2 separate regions of the Homo sapiens genome follow, and region 1 is linked to region 2. Evidence: chromatin loops called from intact Hi-C (ENCODE). Cell type or tissue: sigmoid colon. All regions are shown on one strand. Links, peaks and the distances in the headings refer to the core of each region. The heading gives the core; the rest is flanking DNA. Region 1 overlaps RAD51B (RAD51 paralog B). Region 2 overlaps RAD51B (RAD51 paralog B).

Region 1 (15,491 bases), core at 4,718-12,717, 55 kb after region 2:
TAGAATAAAGATTCAAGATGACCTACAAGCTCTGTGAGACCACAGGACAAAGGTGTCAAAGAAAAGAGACTGGGATAGGCTCAGACATTTATCTTCCAGCAAAATTAATTTCCTTGAGGGCTTGTGGTTCACTAACTGAATCTGTGAACCAGCTGTATTTAGGGTGCATTCTACTTCCTTGGGTCTCTAAAATTGACAATGGTCTATAGGTCAGGTTCCAACGGAAGTGATATTTCTGACCTAGCTCTATAAATAGAGCACTGGAAAAAACCCATCAGCTGCAATGGCTCAGGGACCACACGCTATCTATTAAGTAAGCAACCGCAGTATTTGTGCTACCATTTTAGATACGAAAAAATATATCTTTTGTTATTTATAATCTTCTGAGCTTTGAGATTCTCAAAATACTTTAAAGCTATTAGTCGTCTTTCAGATTTATAAATACAGGATCTGAGGCATAAAACTATGTAATAACTGCTTCAACTAATACCATTTACCCACCGAGGAAGGCATTTGGCTGGTAAAGAATGGGCTGCTTCACTTTAGTAAAGCAGAAAATTTCATTCCTGATGTCTCTTGGCTGGAGGTGAAAGGAGTGAATGCAGTCCAGAGGCTTTACTTGCACAACATACCTAGGCTGATGCAAGTCTCAGCAAACTCGTTACTGAGAAAGGTAAGAAATGTGAAGCAGAAGACAGGAAGAAGTGAGGCAATCAGAACCTCTGGAATGCAAGAGTTAGGGATGGATCCTCCATAGCACAAGGTAGGGGAGAAGCGGGGGTGAGCCATCCACTAGGCTAGAGACTGGTATGCACCAGCACAAATCACTCAACAACTCCACTGGCTCATGGACAGGGAGAAAATACCTTCAGTTTCCCAGAGTCTTAACAAAATACTTTAAGTTCTTATCCAACCAGGACATTTTTGAAAATGAAATGGGGACATTTTAATAGTTATACTGGGATAACAGAGATAAACTGAGCTTGCCCTGAGAAAACCAAGACATATGTTATCCTACAGAGATACTATGTAGGAACTGTCCAGAATCACAGTGAGCATGCTCACTTTATACGAAAAGCTTCAGTCTGTACTAGGATTCTCTGCTGTGTCTGCAGTGTCGATCATCAAGGTCTCAAAGATGGCAAGGAAAACAATAGTAGGCATAAGAAGAACAGAACTAGATTGTCTGAATAAAAAGAAGCAATCTCCTCCCATCAGCTCAACTCCCAACATTCTCCAGGAGGCCATGCCCCTGAACCTTTTCTCCAATACAGCTTTCCCCTTGCTACCTTCTACTTAAGGAAAGGAAAAAAAAAATCCTGAATGGTGACTTGTAGTGAAATCTCTTGACCTTTGCAAATAAGTTTTTAATTAAAAATAAATTCACTCATTACAGAAAACACATATTACCCTTAAGTAAATACTAGCAAAATAAAACAAAGAAAACAAAAACCTAACCATTTAAAGAAATCTGTGGCACTTTCTCTTTAAATTTAGCTTCATTCAAGACAAGCCAGAAAGATGCTTGCATAAAATATGTTTTTTTTCCCCCACAGTGTGTTCTATCTGTTCACCATGAAATCCTCAGACCACACCTTTCAGCTGTCCTGGTATGAGCTTTGCTTTCCTGCTCCCATTGTAGAGTCAGAGGCAGCAGGCGGATACCAGAGTTGAATTCTAATAAGTCTTGTGTATTATACATGGTCACCATCTCATTTTTTGACCACTTGATGTTTGTTTCAGATGGCACTGGCTGAGGCAGAATGAATACAGCTGCTGATTCTGATCTCACACTGGGTATATCCCTGAGTGCTGGAAAAAACATCACCCTCAGAAGTGTGCATTCAGCCAGCTGCCTTTGGAGAGAGCTGGGAAGGGTGCAAAGTGGCATGTCCTTTACCAGTCACTCTTTCTGGGTAAGATTCAAACTACAGTGAAGTAACATTTGGTCGCTTTACATATCCAACGAAGTACTTTGGGACAAGGAGAAAGCCAGGTGGCCACCCACTTGACTGAACAGCAAGGGGACACACCAGCAGTCATGTGGTTTGCCTTCAGGAAATCAGCTCACAAGGCAAACCCAGGGCTGAGAGAGGGTCCTTTGCCCAGGCCTTAGCTTGTGAAGAATCAGGCCTGGGTAAGCCTGCTGTTGCTTCAGGCCCACTTTGGATCACTGGCTCTTTGCAAGCAGTAAGAACAGAAGAGAAAAGAAATATGATTTGTTTATTAGGAAATATGTTCTTGAAGAAAAATTTTTCTGGGAGAACATCAATGGCTTTAAAAACCATTAGTGCAAAAAGACATTTCAACTAAAATGCCATGTCTAATCCTGGACTGCATCCTGGAAAAAACTGCCATAGAGTACATTATTGGGACACCTGGCAAAGTTTGAATATTGCCAGTATATTATATAATAGTATTGTATCAATACTAATTTCCTGGGTGAGATCATTGTACTGTGGTTATGTAAGAGAAGTTCTTGTTCTTAAGAGATAAATGCTGAAGTATTTGGGGATGAAAGGATATGATATCTGTAACTTGCCCTCAGATGGTTCAGCAAAGATAATTATAATAAGTTAACAATATTATAAAATAAATTGGTAACTAATATACAAGAGATAAAAATAAATGAGGCAAAGTGTTAAAAATCAGGTAAAGAGCTGGGCTTGGTGGCTCACGCCTGTAATCCCGGCACTTTGGGAGGCCAAGGCGGGTGGATCATGAAGTCAGGAGATGGAGGCCATCCTGGCTAACACGGTGAAACCCCATCTCTACCAAAACTACTAAAAAATTAGCCGGGCATTGTGGCGGGTGCCTGTAGTCCCAGCTACTCGGGAGGCTGAGGCAGGAGAATGGCGTGAACCCGGGAAGAGGAGTTTGCAGTGAGCCGAGATTGCGCCACTGCACTCCAGCCTGGGCGACACAGTAAGACTCCATCTCAAAAAAAAAAAAAAACACAAAAAAAAATCAGGTAAAGGGTATATGGGGAGTTCAATATACTTTTCTTGGAACTTTTCTGTAGGTTTGAACTCTCCTTCCCCCCCAAAAAAATTAGTGGGAAAATGTAGGTTGGCCTTTCCAGAGAGATTACTTGGTCATTGATATAAAATCAAGACATGGGATTGGATCTCTGGAGAAATTACTAGGGCATTCATATGTTTCTATACATCAGAATCATCTGTTAACTTTGTAAAATGCAGAATCCTAGGCCCCATCCCAAACCTGATGAATCAGAATCTTTGGAGGTGATGCCCAAGAGTCCATATTTTCAAAAACCTCTCTCAGATGATCCTAATATATGCTAACATTTGAAAAAAAATCATGTATTAGGCATTTGCTGTTTTGCCTGCAATTACAGACTCCTCAGATCCCGCAGACAGTCCATGTACCATCATGCATGCATTTGTATTAGAAAATCTCCACCTAGTATCTTGTGATGTGGCTCTGTGTCCTTTTAATCTCAGAAGACATCATTCTGGAGAATGCCCTTTAGCCAGTTTTTAAGACTGACTTAATCCCCCACCCTGCTTCCCAAGAGGAATAGAGAGAAGAGATGTAAATACCCTTTAGAACTGCCATAATTCATCTGCTTGGAGCTGTTGTCTGAGGAGACACCCAAAATATTAATTCAGAGAGACTTGGTAGGAGGGGCGGCTGATAGCCTGGGCATGAAACAGGCCAGGGCTGGTTACCGGGCCCAGGTCCTCACTCAGAGACCCTCATTAAGGCCCCTCCTCAGTCTTGCTCCTTGACCTGCATTGCTTCAAGACACCAAACAAGGGTCAGCTTTCAGAGTTCACACTCTGCTGTGTTTCCTCAGTGACAGCAGGAACAGAGTGCAAGTAGGGGAGCAAAAAGAATCAAGTGAGACAAGACAGAAATGCTGAGGTGCTTTGAAAACTCCAGAGTGCCTAAGTGCATCTGATGAATTTGACTTAAAGTGCTTCCTTTGATCCCACAACATGGATACAATCCTTATTCCCGTTTCATAGGCAGAGAAGTGACTTGACCACCAAAATTCACCTGGTCAGAGGGAGAGCTGGGCCCCGGCCCAGGCCTTCCCCAGCTTTAGCTGTCCCAGCTGCCTGCTGCCCTGGCACTGGAGAGCACGTCATGGTGGAGAATGCTTTCAATTATCACCTTGCCCAGAGTGTGAGGATTTATGGTTATGCTTTCCTCCCTCCCCATCTCCATCAGCCTCTTTGGGAAGCAGAGGATCCTGATAGGAATCAGCATATGTTCCTGCGTGGGAGGGAATGGAATGCTGGCCTCACATATGTTTGCTGCCCTCGAGGCTCTGAGAAGGGGGTGGGGGAAGAAGTAAAATGTTGACATTTGGTGGAGGCAATCCCAGTGTCCTTTGCTCCCAGAATTTTAGACCAGAACCCGAACGTTTTTGTTTCCCACACTGGTAAATTCACTCTGGCTGCAGAGTTCCTTCAATGCAGTGTGCTTCCTTGGCCATCTGGACCCGGCTTTCTGAGGCAAGGCTGAGGGAAGCTGCTACACTTCTCCTTTTGGGGGCCTACACACACACACACGAGGGGTGTCCCCATGGCCACCATGCCAACACAAGGCTCACCACAAACTGGGGCCACAGGAGGGAGGAAAACTCCATTTATGACAGGAATTCGCAGCTCACAAGTTTCAAGGTCCAAACAGTGTGCAGTTTACCAGGGTGTGGGGCTTAGGCAATGGAGATGACCTTGCTTTAACTTCCTCAAGTATCTCTTCACAAGCATGTCCCAATCCCCGGGGAGTGGAGGGTAGGGCAGTCAAGTACTTTCAGGCAGCCGCCTCATGGCGGGAGAGGGAGCTCATGAACAAAATGTGCTGAGGCTAGCAGGGTTATTTTAATTGGGGGAACTGGTTTTGGTGTCAGTAGCCAGTCAGTTCACATCTGCAAAATATGAATTCTTAAGCAAACCAATTTCCTTCTTCCTCGAAGGCCAATGCTTATCCAGAAATGAGACAGAACTATGGGTTTACTGCAAATGACCAGCATCCGCAAAGTGATCAAGACTACCAACTTTGGGTAATGTGTCCCACATCTCAGATGTCAGTTGATATAAGACATTACAGTAAAGAATTATGAGGTAACACTTTGGGATAATTATTGTTTTCCAGGCTAAACACCTTACATACATTATCTCTGTGAGGGAGGTACCATTATCATACCAATTTTCTAGTGAAGGAAGCTGCGCTACAAAGAAAGTGATTTGCCCAAGGCCACCTGGCAAGTGGCAGAGTCAGGATTTAAACCCCAGAGTCTGATTCATTATTTTTCTTTTCATTGTTTCTTTTGGCCATTTAGATATTACAAGAATGGCCATTAATCTCCCTTTCTAGGAGGGAAAATGCATGGAAACTACCCCCTCCCCGCCCCAATTTTCTGGACATCCCATTCATTTTCTTTTCCTCATTAAATTATAATATTCAGTTTCTTATTCAGAGTCATTTGGGCCTTTCTAGAAAAGCATATTTTAATAATGTTCTCTCCCTATTGTTGGGAAACTCTTAGTCATACGACAGGTTTCTAGAAATTGATACCAAAAGAAAAATAAATCTCCAGGTTTTCTCCAACTGAAAATATGTAAGGTGATCCCAGTTGCCAAAATCATGACTGGCTTTCCTTCTATGACTATCATCTCCACATCTGGTTCACCTTCTTTGCCAGAAGTACATGATCATATATCTTTCTGTATCTTAGGATGTTTCACTATTTTATGACATTTCTAAATAGAATCGCTGTGTTAATCATCATTATAATCTGATAATTACATTATTTATTTTATCAGTGTTCACTCTGCAATGAAAAAATGAACCAGCAGAAGGTGAATGTGAAAGACTAAGAAGAGCCCTGCAGAAAACCCGTTAGCCCATGTTTTCATCTGTAATGTGGATGTGGGATAGGAAGAGGGACAACGACATAGTACCGACCAGGTTCCAGAAACTATTCCAAGTGCTTTACGTGATAAAAATCTCTTAATTGTCTCAACGACCATACGAAGTATATCTCTAGTGTTGCCCCTATTTTATAGATGACAAAACCTTACTGATATCTGTATAGCTAGTAAGTAGGAGAGACAGGATTCAATCTGTCAGCCCAACTCTGCCGGTGCCCGTGTCCCTGCTCTGTGATCCTGACAGGCAGCCACAGCCAGGAGTCCGTCCTTGTTTTAGATATTTCCCATGTCTGCTGCTCAACTAGACCCTAACGGTGGATTCTTGGTACATCCTTACCCAAGGATAACCCATAAGTTTTCATGACATTACCACGGACTCGTCTTGCTTGTGAAACCAAGTAATAGTAAAAACAGAAGAATCATGTGTTAAAAATTTTTTGAAGTAAATGATTCTGTCATCATTATTCTTAAAGAAAGTGATGTACCCAAGGTCACACACTTAGTCACTGGTCAGTCCTGGGGCAAACACCCCTTGATGTCCAGCCCTTGAGTCAGGATGATTGCTTCATCTAGAAGGCACCATGGGCACTCTGCCTGAATCCAGGAACCTCTGGAGTTGTATATGGCTCTGTCCAAGACAAAGGAATCCGCTGTACCAGATCCACAGAAGCCCTGGCTCTAAATTAAAAACAGCACAACAACAACATTGCAGCAACAACAAAATAGTAATACAATAAAAGGTGGGAAGACCTCGAGAGCATAAAAATTTCCTTAAACTGATCATCAAGGAAAGGAAAGGGAGGATTCCTTCTTTAAAGAGGCAAGTGCCTGCCAGCAGGAACCTAAAACTCATTATTATTCTGTATTTTCTTTTTTCATGACTAAAAAGTTTTTCTATCCTCCCCCTTCCTATCCCTATCAAAAGACTACCCCCTCCACAAGACAATCACAAACTTTAAAAGTAGCAAGCCCTCACTTCAAACAAAATGTAAAAATAAAAATTCAAAAACCCATAGTGTTTGCAAAACAGCTTTGTATGGAGGAAGGGCAAATCTTATCTTAAGAGAGGCTAATTTCATAGGAATCGGGCAAAGAGAGGAGAGGTAGAAAGGGTGGGAGCACAGAAGAAGGGGAGGCGGGAGAGGAGGGGATAAAGGAGGAAGAATCGCTGGCTTTAAAAAGCAACATTGTCCAGAGAGGTGAAAGGGAACAGATGGCCGTGGAGAATGTGGCCCTCAAAGCCTGAAGAAAGGGGGGGATGCCGACAGATCTTGCTGTTTCCCATTGATGCCTGAATGTTCTGGTGCGGGGAGCCGAGGCCAGTGCAGGGGACGGACCTCTGTTCCCAGCAGCTCACTGGGGCACTGGCGCTGAGGCTCACTGAGAAAAAGAGCAGGCGGGGGTGAGGGGGGCTGGAGGCAGCTGTGGCTGCAGAGGGAAAGGACAGTGGGCAGCATCGGAGACGTGCGGCTTCCACAGCCTTCTCTTTTGGCCCAGCCCAGGGAGGTCAGCCCAGTGCTGGTCTTTGCCCTGGCAGAGGTGAAGTAAAGGACAGGAGCCCGGGCCCAAAGCCTCAGCATCCTTCCCCTCAAAACCCACTGGGGGAGCCCTGTCTGGGATAAAGTAGATACCTTGGGAGAGGGAAATGAAGAAAATATTCCAAATGCTTTCAGAGGATTGAGACATTCAAATTAAAATAAACAAGAAATCTGGGTCTCTGAAAAAGGTCAGAGAATCCTGCCAAGGAAACCTTATATTATTTCATGGAGTCTCAAGGCAGAGAAGTGATTTGCTGAGAAAAACAAAAATGAGTTGGTGGCAAACCCAGGAAGGAATCCAAGAGTCAGTTTCAGAGGACTGAGTCAGCCCCCAAAGAGGTTCAGGATTCAAGGTGGGCCTCCCTGGTCATTGCTTGTAGCTGTGCCACACCGGAGGATTGTTACTGGAGACTCACAAGTCAGTACAGGGCAGCACTAATACAGGAACCTCTGGCCAGCTGGCGAGCCCGTCCTTCCTGGAGGGAAAAGCCCAGCAGCCCCTGCAGATGGAGGCCTGAGAACTTGGGAAGGTGGGGAAGGGTTTGCGGAAGCAGCGATTACAAAGAGGCTCATAAACTTTAGGGGACAAAGATGCAATCACTGTAATTTCCTTAACTTAACTTTGATCAGAGAAATTATCATTCCAAATGACATCTTGACCTCTCCCTACACCTGCAGAAGATGTTGATAAAATTCAGCCCTGCTCCTGCCGACTAAAGAGGGAGCCACCTTCTGCCTGGCTCACTGTTCAGTCAGCCCACAGAGACTGCACAAGTTCAAAACAAAATTCCCCCAGTTCTTCTCTTCCTCTGTCTTCTTCCCTGGCCCTAAAAATGAGAAAGACCTGAATTTGGGGCAGACGGTCTTTCAAACAGTGGGGCAGGAGTTTGCAGAAACAGATCCCTCATCAGAACAATCTTTTGGAAACATTCCCACACATTTCAGGGCCCCAAAAACATCACCCTCTGTGAGAGTAAAGGAAGTTAAAAGGGGGCCCTAAATATATTTAGTGACCTGGCAAGTTCACCTTTACCTGGGGCTAGGCCTCCATTGCCATGTCAAAGAGCCACCAAGCCCCACGTTTTGCACTGTAGATGCATCTGAGTCACTGAGAAAATTCCCATGGAGCGGCTCAATAAAAAAAGATCAACCATGATAAAGACCTTGCCTTTTATTTCCCTGCTTCAACCAAATTGCTCCCCAGGCGCTTTAGATTTAGAAGCTCTACTAATCAACCTTATAAACAGCAGCCCAGCCACTGCATAGAAATTACTTTGTATAGCTCCTAAGCGAAATTACCCCAGGGGATAGAAGATGCCCAAGGCTTTAACAATCACACCATAACACAGCCTCAGTATGAGAATAGAGGACAAGCACACTTTGACATCCCAATTGAAACTCCGGGCTGAATCCGACATAGAAGAATGTAATTACCTTTCCTAGTTTGACGGTGCACTGAAGAAACTGGAGAAGCGGAATACCTATTAGGTTCCCACTAATCCTCCTCCTAAATTCAAAGCAGGGCTAGTCCCTGGAATTCATTTCTGAGTATCCTTACTCTCTGCTATTGTTAAATAGCTCAATTGATAAGTCCTTCCAGCTAATAATGTTTTCCACGGAGCTCACCCCCTCCTCTTTCCCAGCAGCTCAAAGCACTTTACAAATATCACCTCATTATTCTTTATAACACTCAAGTGAGCCTGATAGGTGGAAAGGTTAATTATCTTCTCCTTCCCAATAGGGGAAATAGACAAAGGAAGGAGAAGTGACTCGCTGAAGCCAGCAAAGCAGAGGCAGAACTGGAACTAAAACTCAGCCATTCTCCTGACTCCAAACACACACATGTCCTATGTCAGCTTGTAAAGCTGTTCTGCTGACAGGGCAGGATTTTCTCGGCGTGGGCTGTGTTGTAATCAACAGGTCTGCAGAACTGGGGCACCAGGCTGGAGGGGAAAGGGCATGAGTCGAAATGGGGAGGCCCCACTCAAACAGCCTTCACTAGTATGGACCAGTTTCTTTACCTCCGAATCTCAGTGTCCTCCTCGGAAAAGGAGGTGTGTAGATTATAGGATCTTTCAGGTTCCTCCCAGCTCTTAGGTAATTGGTGAAGTGAGAGTTTCAAAAGAGGGTTCTATTATTCACCAGCCCCTTGTGATCACGTGGGCCTCATTCCTCTTGTAAGCCTGAAATAGCATCTTTGTTTATAGAGTGCCCTATGTCATCCACTGTCCACCCAGTGGGGATCAAATCATTCAGTTCAAAGTGGCAAATGGGAGAGAGAGTCCTATAGGGCATCAAGGCCAAGCACTAAAGAGATATGGAGACAGGCAGGGAGCAGGAAGACAGAAGACTAGAAGGGTCATAAAAGGAAGAATTGGCAAACAACATCTTGAGCTGTGCCTTGGTCCTCACCAGGGCACCCCCTACATTCCAAGGAACCTATGACAAGCCTTCCGAAGCATAAGAAGATTCCAAAAAAACAGGGTTTGCTTGGGTTTTTCTAAATACAGGATTTACTTGCCAACCCCAAAACCCAAGTGAACAATGCCCCAATGTACCCTGTAGTGGTGGTTTTCCATTTAAACAGAATTTGATTTTAATGAAATAACATTGATGTACCTTCCTCAAGTTAATTAAAACCAGATTATACAGGTGGTGCCATAGTTTGTAATTTGTATTGCTTGAGCCAGATAAACCTGAGCCTTTAGAAAACCTGTAGTATTTCATCTCTCTGATTTTCTACACTTTCTCTTCCTAAATGATGCTTTGCTACTCCTCATTTGCCATAAAGTGAGTTGGAGAGAGAGGACATTTAGTAAAACCAACATTTATTTGTAGGGGAAGCAGCCCCCGCAACCAGAATAATGACCTTGGAAATGGTTTTGTGTGATGGGGCGATTGCAGTGACTGGATATAAAGGACTGACTGTGCAGCTGCCAGAAAGAAACACATTTTTGTAATATCTGAGTTGTTTCTATTGGCCTGGTCTGCCTTGCATTCACCATGGGAACTGAGTCAACAAGTTTGCTTGCTTTTCTTTCATACAGAGCATTTTTTTTCCACATACAGGGTAAAAGGAATAAAGAATAGATATCCCCTGAAAGTCAAAGGCTTCATGATAAAAAAAAAATGGGTATAATGTTATTATTTATCTCCAAGTCCAGTTGTAAAGGCAACTGGTTGTAAGCTCTATTCCATCTGCTCTCTCTGAGGACCTCAGCCTGCCCTTGTGGAACCTTCTTTCTGGGAAGTTAAAGAATTTCCAGGATTAGCTCAAGTCCTGAGGCTGCCAACTGTGACAATCTACAAAGGTCTCTTAGGTAATAATTCAGATCCCATTTCTGCTCAAGGCCAAGATGGTCCCCAGCGAGTTGGAAATATTCTTGTTTCCTGGACCTAGACCATAAAGTGAGTTGACCTTCCAACATCTTGGAAGGGCAAGCTCAGCATCTCCGCATACTAAAGACTCAACAACTGATATATATGTGACAACACAAATGAAACTGAATTTAAAAAGCAGGGGTTAAGGGTCATCAGAAACAATGTGAAAAAGAAATGCTACATGAAAAGAAAGAAGAAAGGAAAGAAGAAAGAAAGAAAGAAAGAAAGAAAGAAAGAAAGAAAGAAAGAAAGACAAGTCTCATAAATTTAATAATTTATCTCCCACCTAATTCTGGAGGAAAGTATCTTGTGAACATATCCTAAACTGAACTTTTGAATTCTCCAAAAGAAAGCCAAGTTTCCAATGCTGATTAGATAAAATGCCAAATTCCTTTCACCATTGCAATCCCAAGTTGGGAAAGAATGAATCAATACTCTCAGCTTGTCAGGTGTCTTGGAGACAAGTACGTCTTTAGATCCTACCAGGGACTGCATTAGTGTAATGAGGTCTAGAGGACACCCTAATCCTTCCTCTGACGCTCTTTCTCTATGTATCTCAGTAGTGCAGACATCTGAGTAGTTGGTGAAACACTAAAGTAAGCTTCTAACCCAGCTCTGTGACTAACTCATTCTGTGACCTCCTTAAGCCTCAGTTTCCCCAACTGAAAAATGAAGTATGACCACAGGGCCTCTAATATCCCTTCCAACTCTTAAATATCCTACTATTGTATCTCTGCATAGATTTGCTCCATCACTTTTCCCAGCCACAGTATATTCTCTACCTTTCAGTTTCATTCAATGCTGGTCTGTCTCCAAGGGTCCCAGACAGTCAGTGTCTGAGGAGTCTCAGGCTATAAATTCAAACCTTACTGACTAATAGGAATATTTACTTCTCTCATCCCTGCAGTGTAAACTCAATGTCAGAACACTAGTGTTCCAGGTGACCTCACTCAGACAAATCCAATGGCATATGCCAATAGATACAATCCTAAATGGGTAAGGATGAAGACCCCAAATGTGAATATTTAGCAAGTAAACCAAAATGATAACAGGCTAAGCTCACAGTATGAACATCTAGGAATAAATGAATAGCTTTTAAAATAAATGACCAGAACTTCGAGGCGTAGATTTTTCCACTACTCAAGATTTGCAATCTAGTTATGACCTAGCTCAGCAACTATATCCACAACAATGGATTTCCACAATGTTAGTTGAGGAAATTTTAGGAACAGTCAGCAACTCCAAAAAACTTTTCATTCAAGGATTCCAAAATGTTATGTAAGTATTATTTCTTATGATCCCAAACAGATGTGGAGATGAGGCTCTTCGTCTGAGAAATAAGGAACATTTTACAGACTTGTCTCAGATTATAGAGTAAGCCAAGAGTTGAACAGAGACTCTAACAAGCCATTCTCAGAATTATTCAGTTCCTAATCTGTTACATATTCGCAGAATACCTAGGTTTAAAACAGTAGAGAGTGATTTAGAAGATTCATTGAGAAACAAGAGGCCCAACTTGGTCTTGATTACCAGATTTCCCTAGCAATCAGTGATCCATTTGTTCGCTACCTTTATTTGGAAGTCTTTTGGAAGCCTGACTGAGACGGATCAAATCTACATCGGACAAAATGATTAATATAAATACTTATGGGTACTTAAAAAATAATTTTCTACTTTTCTGTATTACCTATTAGTCAATTCAGAATATAGCCTCATTACAACGACCAACATTTAGAACACATTGGTAGATCTGATATATCAAACAACAAAGCAAATCACAAAGTAGTATGCACACTATGGTCTAATTTTGGAAAAAAAGTTAACATAAGTATATACATAGAAAAGTGGCTAGAAGGACAAACACTGACATATTAATGTAGTAGGATTATAATTTTTATGTTTCTTCTTGGGAGCTATCTATATTTTCTATGGGTTAATAAAACAGCATGAATAAACTTCATAAACATAACATTGAGTAAAAGAAAATAGTACCAAAGAGAACCTGCTATATGACTCCATTTATATAAAGTTCAAAAACAGGCAAAACTAATCCATGGTTGTAGAAGTCCAGATAGTAGTTAGTTACCTTTGGGATGAGGGTGGAGGGGTGGGATGGGGTCATGACAGGAAGGAGGAGCTTCCATGGGCGCTATTAATGTTATGTTTCTTAATCTGGGTGCTGGTTACATGTGTGCTCAGTGAGAAAGTTCATGGAGCTATACACTACGATGTACACACTTTTTTGTTTACATATTATACTTCATTTAAAAAGTTACTTAAAAAAACAAAACAACTGAATCCAGAGGCTTCCTCACACATATTGTCAAGAAGTCTAGAAGAAGGACTCTTTTTGGGGACGGGGAGAGCCATATTTCCATAGTTCCATTTCTGAATTCTGAAATATGGCTCCATAAAAATGGGAAGAGAAATACAAATTTACATCATTGAAGGCTCCCGACTTGTGAATAACAACATCGTTTGCCATCTCCCTTGACAACATGGTATTAATGGCGACTCTGAAAATCCAAGTTTTCATTCAACTTAGACTCACTATAAGGGTTAATCATTCAGCCTGGACCAGATGCAGCCACGCTGGGAGGTGCACTTCCCACATCAGGGCTCCATTCATGAAAACAAGCTAAAAGTGGCTGAGGCTGCTAGAAAGGAAGCTCTGTGAGGGCAGGGACTTTGTATCCTCACCGCCTGATGTAAGACCTAGCATAGAATTGGGGTTCAGTAAGTATTTTTGAAGTGAGTGAATATATACATTCACTTTCAAAAAGAAGTGTGTGTGTTCGGCTCATGTAGAAATTATGAGGGACAGTAAAGGAGAGAGAAAAGGATGAAATAGAATGATATATACTTGATTGGTGATATATGTCTCTGATTGTCCCTTCAGTGTTTCTCAACTAAATCAGGCTAACTAAGGCATGGGAAGATTTATGTTGCTGTAGATGTTTAGGAAAACCAACTAGAAGAACAACACTGTCCAGGCTGAGTGTGGTGGCTCATGCCTGTAATCCCAGCACTTTGGGAGGCCAAGGTGGGTAGATCACTTGAGGTCAGGAGTTCGAGATCAACCGGGCCAACACAGCAAAAGAAACCCCGTCTGTAGTAAAAATACAAAAATTAGCTGGGCATGATGATGCACGCCTGCAAGCTCACCTACTCGGGAGGCTGAGGTGGGAGAATCGCTTGAACCAGGGAGGCAGAGGTTGCAGTGAGCTGAGACTGTGCCACTGCACTCCAGCCTGGGTGACAGAGAGAGGCTGCCTCAATTAAAAAAAAAAAAAAATATATATATATATATACACACACACACACACACACACACAATGCAAGTCACATATGTAAGTTAAAATTTTCCAGTAGGCACATGAAAAAAATAGAAATTGGTAAAATAAATGTCAAATATATTTAGTTAGCACAATATATCCAAAACATTATCATTTCAACGTGTAATCAATATGAAAATTAAGACATTTTATGTTTTTTTCCCTCATACTGTCCTTGAAATTCAGTGCATATTTTACACTTAAGGCACCTTTCATGTGCTCAGTAGCTACATGTGGGTGGTGGCTATGTAGCGACAGTGCAGCTATTTAGTGGTTGTAGTGGTAGAGTGTGTGTGTAAGAGATAGTGTGTGTGTAAGAGTGTGAGACCAACTAACTTAATGTTATTTAACACTGGTTCCATCTCTTCTTTGAGTCAGCTGCATCCCAGTCCTTAGTTTCTATAGATATGCCAGTATCCTTGTGATAACTTTACTTTCTGCTTCAGCTACTTTGAGTATGGTTTCTGTCACATGCAATAAAAAGAGACAGACGTACAGAAAACATGCCTGTGAGTTCATCCTGCTATAGAGGCACAATGTCTGTCAAACAGTAAACACTAAATTAGCATTGTTGAATTTATAAATCAAGAAATATAGTTATTAACAAAAACGTGCCATCATCTTATTCTGAAGGTTTTTATGCCACTTGCTGTAGGTTGTGCAATCGATTTGTACATCCCTTTTGAGAACAAATGAACCAAAGTCTAGTTCCTACTTTAAGTATTCCAGGTGCATTTTAGCTGTAAATTCTGAATCAAACAGGAGTTTAATAAGATGCAGGCGCTACAAGTTACCTGGATACTATCCATCTGAGACTGCTGCAATGTAAAAGAAATTAAAATAACAGCCTTTCTATCAGCCAACATACCTCCTGCTTCATCTCAGGGTTTGTCTTTCTGCCAACACACATTTATTTCTGTGTGTCTTCAGTTAAACGTGGAACTGGAATTTGAGAGGAAACGGGTCAGTAGTTTAACATTGCAGAGGGAAAAGCAACAACCATCCCTGATACAAAAACCCAAATCACTTGGTGACTTAAATGCATAAATAAGTTTGGTATTTCAGTATTGTTGTTCATTCCACTCTATTAGGTCCAGACTCACAAAGGAGAGGTGATATCAATGAATGTGCAGTTTCATTTCAATTCCAATTTTTCTATGTCACAAACCAGTCTTCGGGCATCCTAAACTTCATCTGTTTCTGGGATAGCTTTGCAGGTGGTATACCATCAAGTTGGAAAGGAAGGACTAAATGAGAGGTAGAAACAATCACCTTCCCTCTGCTTGCTGGGAAACCCCTCCTGGGACTGGGAAGAAAGAGGTACTGAATGC
Region 2 (15,491 bases), core at 2,450-10,449:
CTGGATATAGAATTCTGGATTGACAATCTTTTTGTTTCAACAGTTTGAATATGTTATTCAATTACCTTCTGGCTTCTGTGGTTTCTGATGAGAAGTCAGTCAGTTAATTTTATTGAAGGTCCCTTATACATGAAGCCACTTCGTGGTCCACTAATGACATGACAGATTTCCTTAAATGCTGTGAATCAGTAAATCTTTCAGCCTGTGTGTGTGTATGTTGGGGCATGCATTCAATACTCCATCAAGCCATATAACTCTGTTTCATTCTTCACTTCCTTCTTGCACACAGCCTCAAGGTCAGCTGGAAGTGAGATCTTCAGGTTTTCTCAGCTCTTACAAAGCCCTGGATATCTATGTGGCCCTCTAGATTCCTGGTGTATGTAGGAGCTTTATAAAACCCACTGTAGCTATCTCATTCCCCCAGATTTTCCTTTTGTATTTTTTGGTCAGCCTCTTGTTGGCACTACCTGGTAATGGAGCCTTGGGCAGCCATGATGGTGAGCAATTACCACTGGCTGTTTTTGACAAATGCTCTGTGGATAGTGCTGTTCACACAGGCCAAGTTCTGAATCTAAGTCAAATAAAGACAAGCCCTGAGAATGGAGCTTTTTAGCATGCTGTTGGACAGGTCAAATAATAGCAATTCTCTGGGATGGGGTTTTTAAGGTGCTCCAAACCTGTTCTATCCTCTCCAGTGGCTGCTACCATGCTGGCTTTCAAAGATGCCACAAATAAAGATTGTTGGTGTGCAAGGTTACTGTAGCACTGATGAAAGGAGAATGGAATTAGGGCAAGTTAAAATTCCACAAGTCTTGCTGTTCTTCCTGAGAGTCACTTGTTTTTTTTCTCAAATAAACACTCCTCAGACTGTTGTGAGCCTTTATTTAATTTCCAGAATTCTGAAGAAGTTTTTTTTAAGTTTTTGTCAATGTTCTTGTTACTTTTATGGAGGTGTAGAGTTTGGGAGTGCCTTATTCCACTATGCTGAAAATTGAGTCTCCTAAGCCAAAATGTAAACATCCTGATTCAGTATCTATCTTGGTTATCTCCCCCTATTCAATTTTGACTCCTCCTTTTTCTGTTTTAAAAGTTTTCACAGCACTAGACAACTGATCTTTTAATCAACTTAATGTTTACACATAAAATTGAAAACAGCAAATGATTTCACTTTTGTATTATCTTCTAGCTCTTTAATTGAATCTGTCACCTATTATATTATTAATTTCCAGGTGCTCTTCCTTGTCTTCTGACCACTTCTAATTCAGTGCTTCCTATTCTTGTTCTTATGTCATCTTTAACTCTCTGAGGAAATTAATTATACTTTAAGTTTTCTTTTGAGTCTCACATTATCTCTATTTTCTTCTCTCCTTGCTATGAGAGGCATTTTCCAAAGTCTGGTGATCCTTGGTTTTCAATCATATTTAAAACATAAAATATTTTTTTACTAAAAATACAGTTAAAAGCACCATGTATATACACAGCATTTGTAAACGGTGGGATCCACTGTAGAGTCAATAACTGGAGATACCTTCTCAGAGGTGGATTGATATTTATAAAAATCTCTTGTTTGGTTGCTACATTCTAGAAGCAGGGCAGAGAAAGGGGCTGTAGACTCACCATCTGGCAGGCATAATCCCCTGTTTTAATAAAATGCCCATTTTTGTCCTATGCTTTGTCTAGAGTCCCAAGTCTTTCTCCAAAGATAAATTATGGCTTTTATCCTGGGTTGGAGACTTGTCACTTAGCTTTCCAGGGTGAAAAAGGGGGTTCAGCTACTTCATATATTTCATATACAATTTTAAACCAATCTGCTGTTTTTGTCTCTTCTGTCTTCTATGATATCTGGTTCTTCTAAGTCCTGAAGAAATCTCTCAAGTGTTCTACTGCTACACTACTTTGAGGGCACAAAAGTGTCTCTGTTCTTTCTTGCCAATCTTGTATCACTTCATGTGTTCTATTATTTGCTGAAGCCTGTTGATATCTCAAAAAGATTCATGCTCTCTTTGTCTTTTTGGATTAACTTTATTAGTTTATCATACAGACATAATTTCAAATGAATCATGAGAAAGAATATACATATGTGGTCAAACCTCCACATTAAAGTGCAGGCACTCTTTGTGAACTTTAGTTTTTCTATCTCCAATTAGGTAGTGATTTAGTAACATTATCTTAATATCAGTTTGAGGGTTATGCACATACACACACATGTGCACACACACACACATCCCACATGTGAATATGTACCAAATAGCTCCTCTTAAGGCTACTCAATACAATTTTTTAGCTATTATCAAGTCATGGTTATAGGGGGCTAAAAAAAGGAGGCTTGGGGTCAAGTACAATCATCATTATTACAAAATGTAACACACCTTAGATCTGGTCAAGCATGGCTTCAAATCTTGGCTATATGATTTTGGGTACTCTAACCTCTTCAAGACTTACTTTCCTCATCTCTAAAATGAACACAATAGCACTCATCTCATAGGCTTATTGTGAGGATTAAAGAGATGAAAGAAATTAGTGAAAAATGCGGTACGTCATAGGAACCTGAGAAATATTAGTTTCTTTCCACTATGATGAGAGAATCTTATGGGGATAAAAATTGCAGAAAAGTTAGTAACTTGCCCCATTTTAAAGGCTAAAGAGTTAGTTCAATGGTCTGCCTTTCCTTGCTGTCCATGTGAGAGTGCCTATGTGTGCAAGGCTAATGTACAACTTCACACACATGCTACAGAACTGTACATATTTCTAACCATTTCTAAAATTGTTAATGTTACCATTTGTTTAATATTACCATTGGGTATGCTGAAGGAAGTGAGAATTGACTTTATTGTCAGTAAGCTCATCGCCATCAAATACTACATTTAAATTTTATTTTTTATTGTTTTTTTAAAAAATCAAAAGTTAACATAAGTATCACCAATTTCAATTTTCAAATAAGTGTGAACTGGTTTCATCATCATCTGAATTTGGTAACTTCAATCTAGCGCCAATTAAAGCAAACAAATACTGTCGCAAGGAATTTCAAGCAACAGAAATCCATTCCCTTTCTCCACCCTAAATCAGGAGTATTTAAATAACCAAAAAAAACAAGATGCACAAGAGCTCTGTCCAGCTGTTAATGCTAAGCTCTGTATATCCAGTTAGGCAAGCCTGATTTCCCAGCGCCATCCACAAGACCCATAAGAAACAGAGCTGGGTCCTCCTGTCCAGGCCCATTAGAAAATGCAGCAGAGGCAAGGCAGCTCTGGCCTTCAAGGGTCACAGAAGGAAGACTATGGCTGTGTGATTACTATAGTAAAAAGATGCCAGGAACTCAGAGGGTGTGTCTTGAATTCTGAAGCACACATCCCTGTTACATCATGCTTGGACCACACGGGACTTTCTTTAGTCTCACAGGAACCCATTCAAGGAAGGCAACATGTTTCTATGTAAAGGGGCTGAAATCTGGGCTTGACACATCCAAAAACAGCTGGTCAAATGGGACTGGTTTGTGTAATGTACCACATCCCTGGCCCTGCTCTGATGGGTGGAGGAACCAATTCTAGTGAGAAATCAACATGCTCTTTCTTCAGAGCACGGTCAAATTAATTCTCTCTGTTACCGCAGCATTCTTACTATTTCCCTAAAGTCCTCCTCCAGCAAATGCAAGGGCAAAGGACAAGAAGAAAACACAAGACAGGATTTCAGATGAGTTGAAGAGTGTAACAGAGAGACAACAGGGCACCCTTCCTGTCTTTTCCTTTAAGCACAAACGAAATTAGTTTCAGTAAGATGGAGGAGAGCTAGAACTTTATACAATAACTCTCCCCAGTGCTGTCAGGGTATAACCAGGAACCTGTCAGCTTCGTCTTTTGTATTTTCAATATTTTTAATGTGAATGTTTCTAAATCTTACACTATATATAACCATAGAATGACTCACTTATCAACTATTATAAGGGAATTAAGGTATCTTTAATTCATAGAAATAAGCTCACAGACTGAAATAATTCAAGAAACAGGTATAGGCACCAGAAGGATCTCAGAAAGAACTTGGTAGGAAGAGCTTGATAGCAACCAGACTGGATATATAAGGAGTTTAAAATTCTAAAATTCTCATTAGAATCATTTGTTGGTGCTCAATCTGTGTTTCCAGGCAGTCTACCTACTTAACACACATACCATCAGGCTGAGCATTCTATAGAATGAGTGAATAGGTTATCTTGCCTGAAACAGAGGGCCCTGAAGCTGAGAATACTGACCATCACAGGAGTCAAAAACTGTCCAATATGAGGCATTCCCTGTGCTGAGAAGTCTGGACAGGGCCCTCTGTGGGGTGCAGCATGGCCTGGCACTGAGCCCCCACAGTCATGCTAAGAATGAACTCTGCTCAGAATCCTCAGGGGCCTTTTACAGTTTCATAATCCCATATACCCTTCTTACTGTTAATGTTGACTTGACTACACTGTGAGACTATTTGCCAGTCCCAACAAACAATTAATTTTTCTCTCTCTTTCCCGGTTGGTACACTATGAATATGGCTTTATGTTTTTCTGATTATGTAAATACCACATGTTCACCATAAACAAGTCAAGCAAAACAGAGAGTCATGAGGAATAAAGCAACCTAACCTCTTTCAGTGGTTCTGAGTGAGAAAAACTATGTGAGGAACTACAGAACAGAGTGTGGTATCTAAGCTCCGTCTCTCCCCGAGGGCCCTTCAGAGGTGGAACAGGAGGCAAGTTCAGAAGATATAGTCTTTTAAAAAGTCCTGGCCAGGCGTGGTGGTTCACGCCTATAATCCCAGCACTTCGGGCGGCCAAGGCGGGTGGATCACCTGAGGTCAGGAGTTCGAGACCAGCCTGGTCAACAGGGCGAAACCCCGTCTCTACTAAAAATACAAAAATTAGCTGGGTGTGGTGGTGCACTTGGGTATTCCCAGCTACTCGAGACGCTGAGGCAGAAGAAATGTTTGAACCCGGGAGGTGGACGTTGCAGTGAGCAGAGATCGTGCCATTGCACTCCAGTCTGGGTAACAAGAGTGAAACTCCATCTTAAAAAAAAAAAAAAAAAAAAAAAAAAAAAGCCCTAAGCTCTTTTTGGGCCTTTCTGATGTCAGCTTCATTCTGTCACCCCTCTGCTCCTATCCGCCTACCAGGCAGGCCACTGCCTCCTGGAATGACACACAGCAACCTTGGGCTTGGCCTAATTAGGAGGCATAACAATGGGAAAAGCCTCTCCTTTGTTCCCCTAGGGTACCCATCTTAAATAACTTTCCGTTTTTTCCCCTCCTTTCCAAGGAGTTAATCATGTTTTAGAAGTAAACTAGAGCTCTGCCTAATTACTATGGGACAGAAGCTTTTATCACAAAGACAAGAGCCCACATGAGTTTTCTTCAATATTCAGACCGAGTTCTTCTAATCACAAGGAGGAAGAATAAATTAGAGATAACTACCCTAATGACACTGTGGATTCCTGTATGCACAGGCAGGCAGATTCATCCCCAGGGGAGTCAGCCGGGACTCTAGGAGAAATGAGACACCACAGAGGAAAAAAAGGCAAGAAAAAAGAGAATGGAAACAAAACAAAAACAAAAACTAGGTTTAGCAATACAAGAGCCTGGAGACCTCAGTCCTCCTCAGGCACAGCTGCAGGATCTCTGACTCTCAGGAGACACATGATGAAGGAGTGTGATCTTGGGGACAGCTGGGGGGATGGGCCTAAAGGTGTCTCACTGTTCAGAACTTGATTTTTTATTTGGTGATCTGGAGCAGTTTTCTGAGCCATCCACCCCTTTAAAATCAGGATCTTAAGAAAAAAGCTCAATTAAGGTGGGCCTTACTAAAAGACATTTAAAAACAGTTAGATTTAAAGATCCATTCAGTCCAGACCAGCATCTTTAAGGAGACTTTGTAAAATGTTTACCATGCTCTTTGGGGTCCCTAGGTAGAAGAATTAGAGAAGGTTAATGATGAAGCAAAGCACGGCTACAATATTCATGCACGGAGTTAGCAATTTCTGAAATGAAGCTATATTGCTACCTCTTTGGTTTGAAACAAAGTTTTGTTGTTTTTTAAAAATAATTAGAAATGAAAATACTTTAGATTTTCCTGATATGAGTTTTTAAGGAACACAACATTTCGTTCATTTTTATGTTATCCTCTTAACTGCATTCCTGTATATCCATACCATGAATACTATGCTGCTATGAAAAACGGTTAGTAATATGTATATTTACATGAAAAATTATCCATAATGTGTGGATTAATTTTAAAGTAGTTTATATAACATTATATATGGTGAGTACATAAATATTTTGATATATGCATAGAAAAAGCCTAGAAGATTATATACCATTAGAGGATTTTCCCTCCTACTATATTGCTTGATTTTTTTTTCACAACTAGCATGCATTACTTTTTTGTTTTCCATTTCAGAATAAACAAACAAAAACATCCCCTCTCTTATACATGGAAAGTCAAGCTAAAGATAAGAGTGTGTGCTCTGCCATTCTCCATCAGCAATCAAGCCAGGATATGCAATTCGGTGTCACCAGAGATTTTCTGTTTAGCAGGCAAATTCTAGCTGGGTGCCACTGAAAGCAGACTATGCCAAAATGAAAATACAGGACCTAAAAAGGGCAGACACACTTGGAAATTACATAAAACCATATTTACAGCAAGTATAAACAATGACTACTCAGAACTGAATGATTTATTTAATGTTATATTAATTCAACAAATATTTACTGAGTACCTCCTATGTTCCAAGTACTGGCTTAGACATTAGGGAAAGCAAAGATGAACATGATGAGGTCCCTGCCCATAAGAAGCTAAATGGCCCAGGTTTGAGCTAACCCAGAAAGCCTCGGGAATCCAGGAGATGACATGTTAAAAAACACTCGCTTCCTTGCTTAGGGTGAACTGTAGTCCACAGCTTTAGTGGCTTAAATGCCTGTACTTCCAGCTTTCTCAGATTATTCTGGTCAATATATAAAAGAGATGTCCTGGTAGACTATATGGATCATATATTCATGTAATCTTAAAGTGAGTTTTCTCTGTCAGACAAATAACACCCTTGTATATAACCCGTAAGCTCTCCCCAGTGGATTAGCACATTTTTCACTTCTTGAAGACCATCCTCAGCTCCCTATAGTATCTACTTTCCAAAGCCTTTGGAAGGTCCTCCTCAGTATGGGCCAACTGGCTGCTCCAGGCTCAGCCCTCACCTCTGCCCCTCCTGCTCACTCCCAATTCAGACTTGCCGATCCAGCTAGATTTTGAAAATTATGTTTTATTCATCTTTGCTTTTTCCAGAGCCTAACCTAGTACACAGTAGATGTTCAGTAAATATCAGCTTGCTAAATGACCACATTTCCAAAATTATTACTAATTTCATCTTAGTTACTTATTTGATGCCACTTTTGAACTGGAAAGAATATTTTACAGCTCATCATTAATGATTAAGGGAAACTAACCCAGAAAAGGTTGTATTTTTGTCGTGGAAGCAATGACATCAAGGACTTTCATCAAGCTTAATATGTGGTTTAAAAAAAAAAAGGTCATGGATAGAATGGCTAACTAAAACCCAAAAATGATTTCGTAATTGCTTTTAAGTTAATATTTTTTAACTTACTCTTCATCTGAAACTTTTCAAAGAGCCTTATAAGCCAGAAAAGCTGTTTATTGTAAGTTTAATGCTTTTTAGTTAATATTTTTTAACTTACTCTTCATCTGAAACTTTTCAAAGAGCCTTATAAGCCAGAAAAGCTGTTTATTGTAAGTTTCATGCTTTTTTTTTTTCTCTCTACTGTGGTGGAGGTGAATAATAAAAAGGCCAAAAGGAAACTAGGAAGAAGAACAGCAAATGCATAAGATGGAAGAGGAAAAGAAAAGGAATGGAATAATATAGGAACCAGGAAAGTAGACCTAAGTAATCAGAAATTATCTCTACTTAATGGGGGAATAAACTCTTTAACTTAACAATACAGGTTCTCATTATTAGAATTTTCTGGCCCACATTTGTATGTAACTATGAGGATCTAATATGTGTATTATTATTATTATTTTTATTGAGATGGAGTTTCACTCTTGTTGCCCAGGCTGGAGTGCAGTAGCACAATCCTGGCTCACCACAACCTCTGCCTCCTGGGTCAAGTGATTCTCCTGCCTCAGCCTCCCGAGTAGCTGGAATTACAGGCATGTGCCACCACGCCCGGCTAATTTTGTATTTTTAGTAGAGATGGGTTTAGTAGACCACGTTGGTCAGGCTGGTCTCGAACTCCTGACTGCAGGTGATCCGCCCGCCTCGGCCTCCTAAAGTGCTGGGATTACAGGCATGAGCCACCGCACCCAGCTTAATATGTGTATTATTTAGTATTCTTTCTGTTGCAAGTAACAGAGATGTGATTGAGACCAAACAAAAAAGGGAATTTATTGGCTCACTTAACTGGAATGTCAGGAGTAACTGACCTGAGGCACAGTTGGATCCAGGGCCTCAGATGATGGCCTCATAATCTTATATTAATTCAATTATTCAATTCCTCCTTCCACCTGGAACATTCTCTCAATCTCTTGTTTTTCTCTACGTTGATTTATTGTCATTCTGAGGTGAGTTCCTTCATATGGTGGCAAAGACAGCCACAAGGAGCTCCAGGCTTATATCCTACCAATTTAGCAACTCTTATTGTTCAGCAAAATTCTGGGCTTACTCTATTCAACTTAGCTTGGGTTAACCAACTATTGCAAACCAATCTCTGTAGAAAGGAAATGTGATCCTTCCATTGGTCAGACATGAACCCAGTGGGTACAATCAGCCCTCAGCTCTAACTAGACAACATAGGCTGAAAAAAATTGAAGAGGCATGTTTCCTTACAGGAAAATCATAGTGTAGGTATGAGAGAAGGGGTAAGAGATCAAGGGCAAGCAGAAATACCAGATGTCTATCACATTGTTTATGAGGCAAGACAAACTAGTAGCTACAAGTCACTTCAGAGTCTCTTTTCTACCATTTACTAGTTGTTTTAACTTCAGAGCACTTCATAATCTCCATAGCCCATTTCTTCCATCTGTAAATTCAGGGTAGTAATACCCACTTCACAGTGTTATTGTAAAAACCCACCTCACAGCATATTATAAAGATGATGTTTGTATAGCTCTTATCATGTGCCTGGCATAAAAATGGCAGCCGATAATGTTATTATCAGCATTCCCTGGAGCGGCTATTATAGAAAGCACAGAGGATACAGTAGAAATGGGTAGGAAAGAAAGTTGCATAGCTATAATTTAGACGTCAAACCATGACATGTAGCCTCACTTTTGAGCCCCTCTAGAGTCTATTGGTTTAATCTTGGCACTTGAACAGAATCATTGCCTCCAATACCTTAAACCGTTCTCAGTCCAACACCACATTTGTTTCCACTCTACTGTACAAGCTCTGGAGGATAGTTGATCCCTCTCATTCACCAAGTCAATCACTTTCTGTATACCTGCTCATGACTTTAGAAAAGTCTTAATTATAGATTTCCCAATATAAGGATGATACTACTTGAAACTCATCAAGACCCAGTTACAGTTTGAGGTGGGTTAACAATTAAGAATGATAATTTTAATTATTTTAGTATCTGTGGCCCAGTGTCATAGACTGAGGAAGGTGGGGTTCAGGAAAGCCAGTCAATTATAAGCTATATCTGCAGGATTATACCTTAAATTGGTGAATAATTATTAAGACCAATAACAACTAACAATTAATCTCTTTGGGATTGAGTTTCTTCATGTATAAAATGGGGATAATAGTACTTACCTTACAAAGATGTTGATAATAAATGCATTTTTATTAATACATGCACAGCACTTTAGTACTTAGCAAATGGTCAAGTACTTGATGAATGCTAGCTATTATTGTTACTGTCGTTGTTGTTTTTAAATACTATTGAATTGGAAATCAGTAAATTAGTAATCTTATACAGAATCATTTTTAAGTAAGAGATCTTTTCCTTCTGAAGGAAAGAAAGTTTAAGAGGTCTGGCCAATCCTATGGGTTTACAGCCATGTGAAGCTGAGAAGAGAATTCTGCAGTCTCTTCCCCTAAATTGTCCCTTTGTTGAAAGCCTTGTGGGCTAACTCTTCAGCCTGCAAGCAGAGTGTGAATGTGGGAAGACATCCTGTAGTTCTAGTTTGCTGTTGGCATTGGGTTCCATAATGAAGGTCTCTGGACCTCATAAACAGTGCCATGAGAGGAAAAATTTGCCAAAGTTCAGTTGCATATCAAAGAAAGCCACAGAGCCAGAGAGCTCCCCGAGGACCCACACAGCTGCTTTGTCTACTGCCAAGCCATGGCTCTAATGCACGGATATGCCTGTGGGCCAAGAGCCAAAGCCACAAAGTTCCACCAGTTCATTTAGCCTTGGCATTTCAGTGTACTGAGGGATCTGTTATTTGGGTTGCTGTCTCATTATTAAGGGGTAAAAACAGAAATATGCCCCCCCATCACCAGAAAACTGGTTTACTAAAATCACCACCACCACCTCCACCCCATCCCTGCTCCTACTGTGAGAACAGTTCTACTGTCCTGTGTGACAAAATACAGCAAATGCCAGTTTTTCTCACTGGTGACCCCTGATCACTTTGTGGTCATTCTTTCCCATGGAGCTGACTTGGATGGGCCAGTTTCTGCATCCCAGGGTAGGTGCAGCCCTGTGGCCAATGCCACCACTGCTGAGTCTATCTTAAACCCTATCCCTCTAAAATAAAACACTCTGGATGGTTTAATTTCCATTCCAATAGCTTTTCAAATTTTCCCTAAACCTCTTTCACCTCAAAACACACACACACACACACACACACACACACAATTCACAATTCTTTCCACCTGTGGAATTTGCTTATTTCCTCAAACAATGCCCCCTAATCCAGTGACTACAACTTTTCTTCCTGGAAGTCATGATGATTTGAGCTCTAGAAATGTCCCTGAATGGAGAGCTATGTAGAGGACTTCGCACAAGAGAATACTGAAGTTACAAACAGTAGCTTGTCATCTTTGGAGAAGTTTTATTTAAGTCAACAAATACAAGTTGGGCATCTGCTCTGTGCCAGGCACTGTGCTGTGACTTGCAGCTGGCATGACAGGGAGGCAGTCAGCAGGTAACTGAACATAAAACCATGTGCAATGAGAGTCCAGAGAACACCCGTTCTTCATTCTTTACAAGAATGTAAGAGATAGAATCATGAAGGCCATGCCATGGAGAACAGGCTGAAAAGTTCTAGGCACTAATATACACTTCAAAGTCATACTGGAAGCATACAAATATGAGTACATAATGCTTTATGAGTAAAGAAAAGGTACCTAGCACTACTATTTCTTATCCATGAATTCGGTTTGAATATTCAAAATTCATCCCTCACTAGAGAAGCTTTTATTCTTGAAAGCAGAAAGTTTTGTTTTTTTTTTTTAAACACAAATTCATGTTTTCATATAGGAAAATGCAGTCCTTGAGAAAAAGTGACTTATTCAAGGCTAGGCAAAGTTGGTGTCCCAAAGGCTGAAGGTGGACAAGCTGGGGCAGCTCTCAGAATTCCCATCTTCTGCATTACCATCAGACCACCCTGCCATAATAAAACCAACCCCATGTCTTGGTTTTGAGCATTTGAAAAATGGAAAGAAATGTGACATTTTCCATTTGAAAATGGAAAGAAATGTGATAGGGAATCTTAGATTCCCTGGCTTTCTGATTACTTGCAAATCCACATAAGGCTCACATATCACCCTCCTCTCATTTGTCAGCATCTGAATTTTTTTGGTCATCATGTGAGTGATGAAAACTTAAAAGCTACGTTGATATGTATAGCATGTGGAAAACCACTCCCAGGTTCCTTCTGCCCTGGAAGAGTCAGAGGCACATGCGCACATTTCTTATACACCCAAACAGACCTATTCGTCCACTCGTGAACACATTCAACATCATCAGACACTCGTTCAAAAAATAGCATGCTATGTGCTGACTCGATGGGAAGCCACAGGCTAAGTTCTCAGACCCTGGCCAAGAAGAGATGGGATCCAACTCATCCCTAGACCACAGGAAAAATACTTTCAACCACAGAGCTGGCCGCAAAATATTCTTTTTGTAGGAAACAAAATGTTTCCAGCCCTGGGATTTTCTTTTCTTTATTTTATTATTTTTCAGTCCTTTCACTGTTATTGAGGAGGAAAGGCAAATGCTTAAGCAAGAGGCCAAGTAAACATCGAAAGAAACCAAAACCAGGACTCCTTTGCTGGGAGAGTGGAACACAGGGTGAATGAGCAGTGCACTGCATGAGGCCCAGGCCTTGTGAAGTTTCAGGGGGAGCAACAACCTGGGTCATTCTTTAGGTGTTCACAGCCCCAGTTTCATTCCACTTTACTGCAGCTCCTCTTATTGATTAAGTCGGCTTGGACAAGTTACTTAACTTTTCACAGCCTCCACTTCCTTAAGTGTTAAGTGTGAATAATAATAATAATAATAATAATATCACAGGTTAGCATAAAGAATAAATGAAACATACATAAAAGCTGCACCGGCCGGGTGTAGTGGCTCATGCCTGTAATCCCAGCACTTTGGGAGGCCGAGGCGGGCGGATCACAAGCTCAAGAGATTGAGACCATGCTGGCCAACATGGTGAAACCCCATGTCTACTAAAAATACAAAAATTAGCTGGGCATGGTGGCATGCACCTGTAGTCCCAGCTACTCAGGAGGCTAAGGTAGGAGAATAGCTTGAACCCAGGAGGCGGAGGTTGCAGTGAGCTGAAATCGCGCCACTGCTCTCCAGCCTAGCAACAGAGCGAGACTCTAGCTAAAAAAAAAAAAAAAAAAAAAAAAAGCACAATGCCTACTACATAGTAGGCACTCAAGAAATAGGATTTGTTAAGGTAGTTTCAGTAACTCTCTCAGATGCTGCTAGAGAACTATTTTCATGAACTGTTAGAACACAAAGATTCCTTAGAGACTAATACTCCAGACCCCATATTTCATAAATAAGAAAACAGTCCTAGAGAGAGAAAGGTTGTGACCAAATCATCCAGTCAGTAGTAGGCCCTGGGCTAAGACCCTGCAGACTGGACGCAGAGTAAAGAGAGTTAAAGTAATTCACATCATAGAATATATTAACACTACGTGCTGTTGACTGGCCATGGATCTCAGACTTTGTATCTTTAAGAATTGCCCAGCAATGTAGAAATGCAGATTTCTAGACCCACCCCCAAAGCTGCTGATTTAGTCTGGGAAGTCCAGGAATCTGAATTTTTAACAAGCTCTGCCAGTGGATTCCAAGAGGTATTCCTCTGACCACCTGTCAAGAAGTATTACAAGAGGAAGTCGTCAGCCAAATAAATAACTGAGCAGAGTGTTAGGGTTATATCCTATGGTTTAGCACAAACAATGTGGCCAGCGCCCGTTGATAATGAGACTTTTCCCACTGTATAAAATAGTAACTGAGGTATAGCATGGCATTGCTTCTTCTTCATAGAACCAGAAAGTGAAATCATCTTCTAGATCATGAAATTCTCTTATAGAAGGGGAACCTGTGACTCAGAGTCATTTGTCCAAGATCACATATCTAATTAGAAACAGAGCTAGAATTTTACTTTAGAATAACATTATCTTTTTTGCAATGGAAAAATTTTTCCAGGTACCCACATATGAAGACAGTAGTTTATGTATGTATGTTATATACTAGAATCCATAAATTAATCTTTTTTTTTTTTTTTTTTTTTTTGAGATGGAGTCTTGCTCTGTCGCCCAGGCTGGAGTGCAGTGGCGCCATCTTGGCTCATTGCAAACTCCTCCTCCCGGGTTCACTCCATTCTCCTGCCTCAGCTTCCCGAGTAGCTGGGACTACAGGTGCCTGCCACCGCGCCCGGCTAATTTTTTGTTTTTTTACTAGAGACGGGGTTTCACCGTGTTAGCCAGGATGGTCTTGATCTCCTGACCTCGTGATCCACCCACCTCGGCCTCCCAAAGTGCTGGGATTACAGGCGTGAGCCACCGTGCCTGGCCTAAATTAATCTTAATCTCTGAAATAATTAAAAAATTATGGTCTTCTCATGTTATTTCTGGTGCTGTGAATTCACTTCATAGGCTCCCTTGTAGGCTAATGAAGGAAACTTGGTCAGAAGAAAGAACTAACAATGTCATACAAAACTGAACACTTCAGAGACACAGAAACTGTAGTTACATTGTTGCACATGACCTACTTCCTTTTCATTAAAATCTTGCTCTTTTCATATAAAACATATATCTGACCCCAAGGTCTATAAAGTTCTATGAGTCATCAAACAACTACATAAGTATCCTGGTTAGTGATTACTGTGTTAAAGCATTTGTGGACTTGCAAGACACATCCCAAATAAATCAATATTGGCTTGGATTCAAGTCCAGTTCTCAAAAGGATGAGGTTTCAGCTGTTCCCTGTAGTATTAGAACATGCAATAATTTAGCAATTTCTGGAGTTTGATCCCCACAGACTAGAAATGATGGTTACTTTCTTTCTTTCTTTCTTTCTTTTTTTTTTGAGATGGAGTTTCGCTCTTGTTGCCCAGGCTGGAATGCAATGGCACGATCTTGCCTCACTGCAACCTCCACCTCCCAGGTTCAAGTGATTCTCTTGCCTCAGCCTCCCAAGTACCTGGGATTACAGGTGTCCGCCACCATGCCCAACTAATTTTTGTATTTTTTAGTAGAGACGGGGTTTCACCATGTTGGCCAGGCTGGTCTCGAACTCGTGACCTCAGGTGATCCACCTGCCTTGGCCTCCCAGAGTGCTGGGATTACAAGCGTGAGCCACTGTGCCTGGCTGAAATGATGGTTACTTTCTACTCTTGGCCCAATGCTGAAGAATATGAGAAGGCAGAAGTATAGTTCTTCCACTTCTACTTTTCTTTGATGAATGCATTCAGATAGCAATAATCTTCATCCCTCAACAGAGTTTGTTCTGAAAGTTGTCATGAAATGTGGGCAACATTGCAAAGTAAAAGCCACAGCCTGTTTGAAAAAGAATCAATATGTATTCTGCAGTTGGATAATGCCTATCCTCACAAAAAACTCAGAATGCTCCAATTCATTAAGTCAGTAAGAGCAGCCTTAGACAACATTTATTATGATTTAGATCAATCTTACAACCATTATTACTAGCCAAATAAGGCCAAAAGAAGAGGGTTATAGGAGTCTCTTTACAGAATCTGAGGTGGAATCTGAATTAGAATCCAAATGCATCACTAACCGCTTAATAATCCTTTCCCTCCTGGAGAGAGTTCTGGCCTTTGGAGCTGTTCCTCTGCTCCATGTCATTAGGGCATTCAGAGAATGCCAACTCTTCTACGACATGAACCAATTAAAGGGTGGGAGCCTGCCATGCTTTCAACAGGGGAGGGGCAGGGTTTGGATGTGTGCATACAGACCCTGGAACATTTCAACACACCTCTTTTGGAGAAGGTTCTGTTGGTTTCAAACCCCCAACCCCCATGAGACATTATTTCC

Evidence for each region. Hi-C counts contacts between places; a loop is a spot of excess contacts. Peaks named below come from ENCODE experiments on the same cell type or tissue, not always from the same donor. Only the 100,000 strongest peaks of a DNase experiment are listed, where the experiment ranks them.
Region 1: it touches region 2 in a loop (2.5-fold over the local background); 6 of 110 quality-filtered maps call a loop at or near these places.

What each region holds. Positions count from the first base shown.
Region 1 is chr14:68,386,724-68,402,214 of GRCh38, reverse strand. The region is part of intron 8 of RAD51B (RAD51 paralog B); the gene reads right to left. It overlaps LOC101927971 (a long non-coding RNA gene), which reads left to right. Exons shown (of 4, transcript XR_245776.5): 2 at 1,744-1,916; 3 at 4,949-5,035; 4 at 5,799-6,919. Among named protein-coding and RNA genes, the nearest start is that of RAD51B-AS1, 290 kb to the left of the region's middle. RefSeq lists an enhancer at 4,326-5,052. In sigmoid colon, for the core only: no CTCF peak of the experiment used is centred there; DNase peaks (open chromatin) are centred at 4,754, 6,474, 7,904, 9,334 and 2 weaker places; H3K27ac peaks cover 3,040 bases.
Region 2 is chr14:68,439,782-68,455,272 of GRCh38, reverse strand. The region is part of intron 9 of RAD51B (RAD51 paralog B); the gene reads right to left. Among named protein-coding and RNA genes, the nearest start is that of RAD51B-AS1, 240 kb to the left of the region's middle. In sigmoid colon, for the core only: no CTCF peak of the experiment used is centred there; DNase peaks (open chromatin) are centred at 3,412, 6,838 and 10,330; H3K27ac peaks cover 1,983 bases.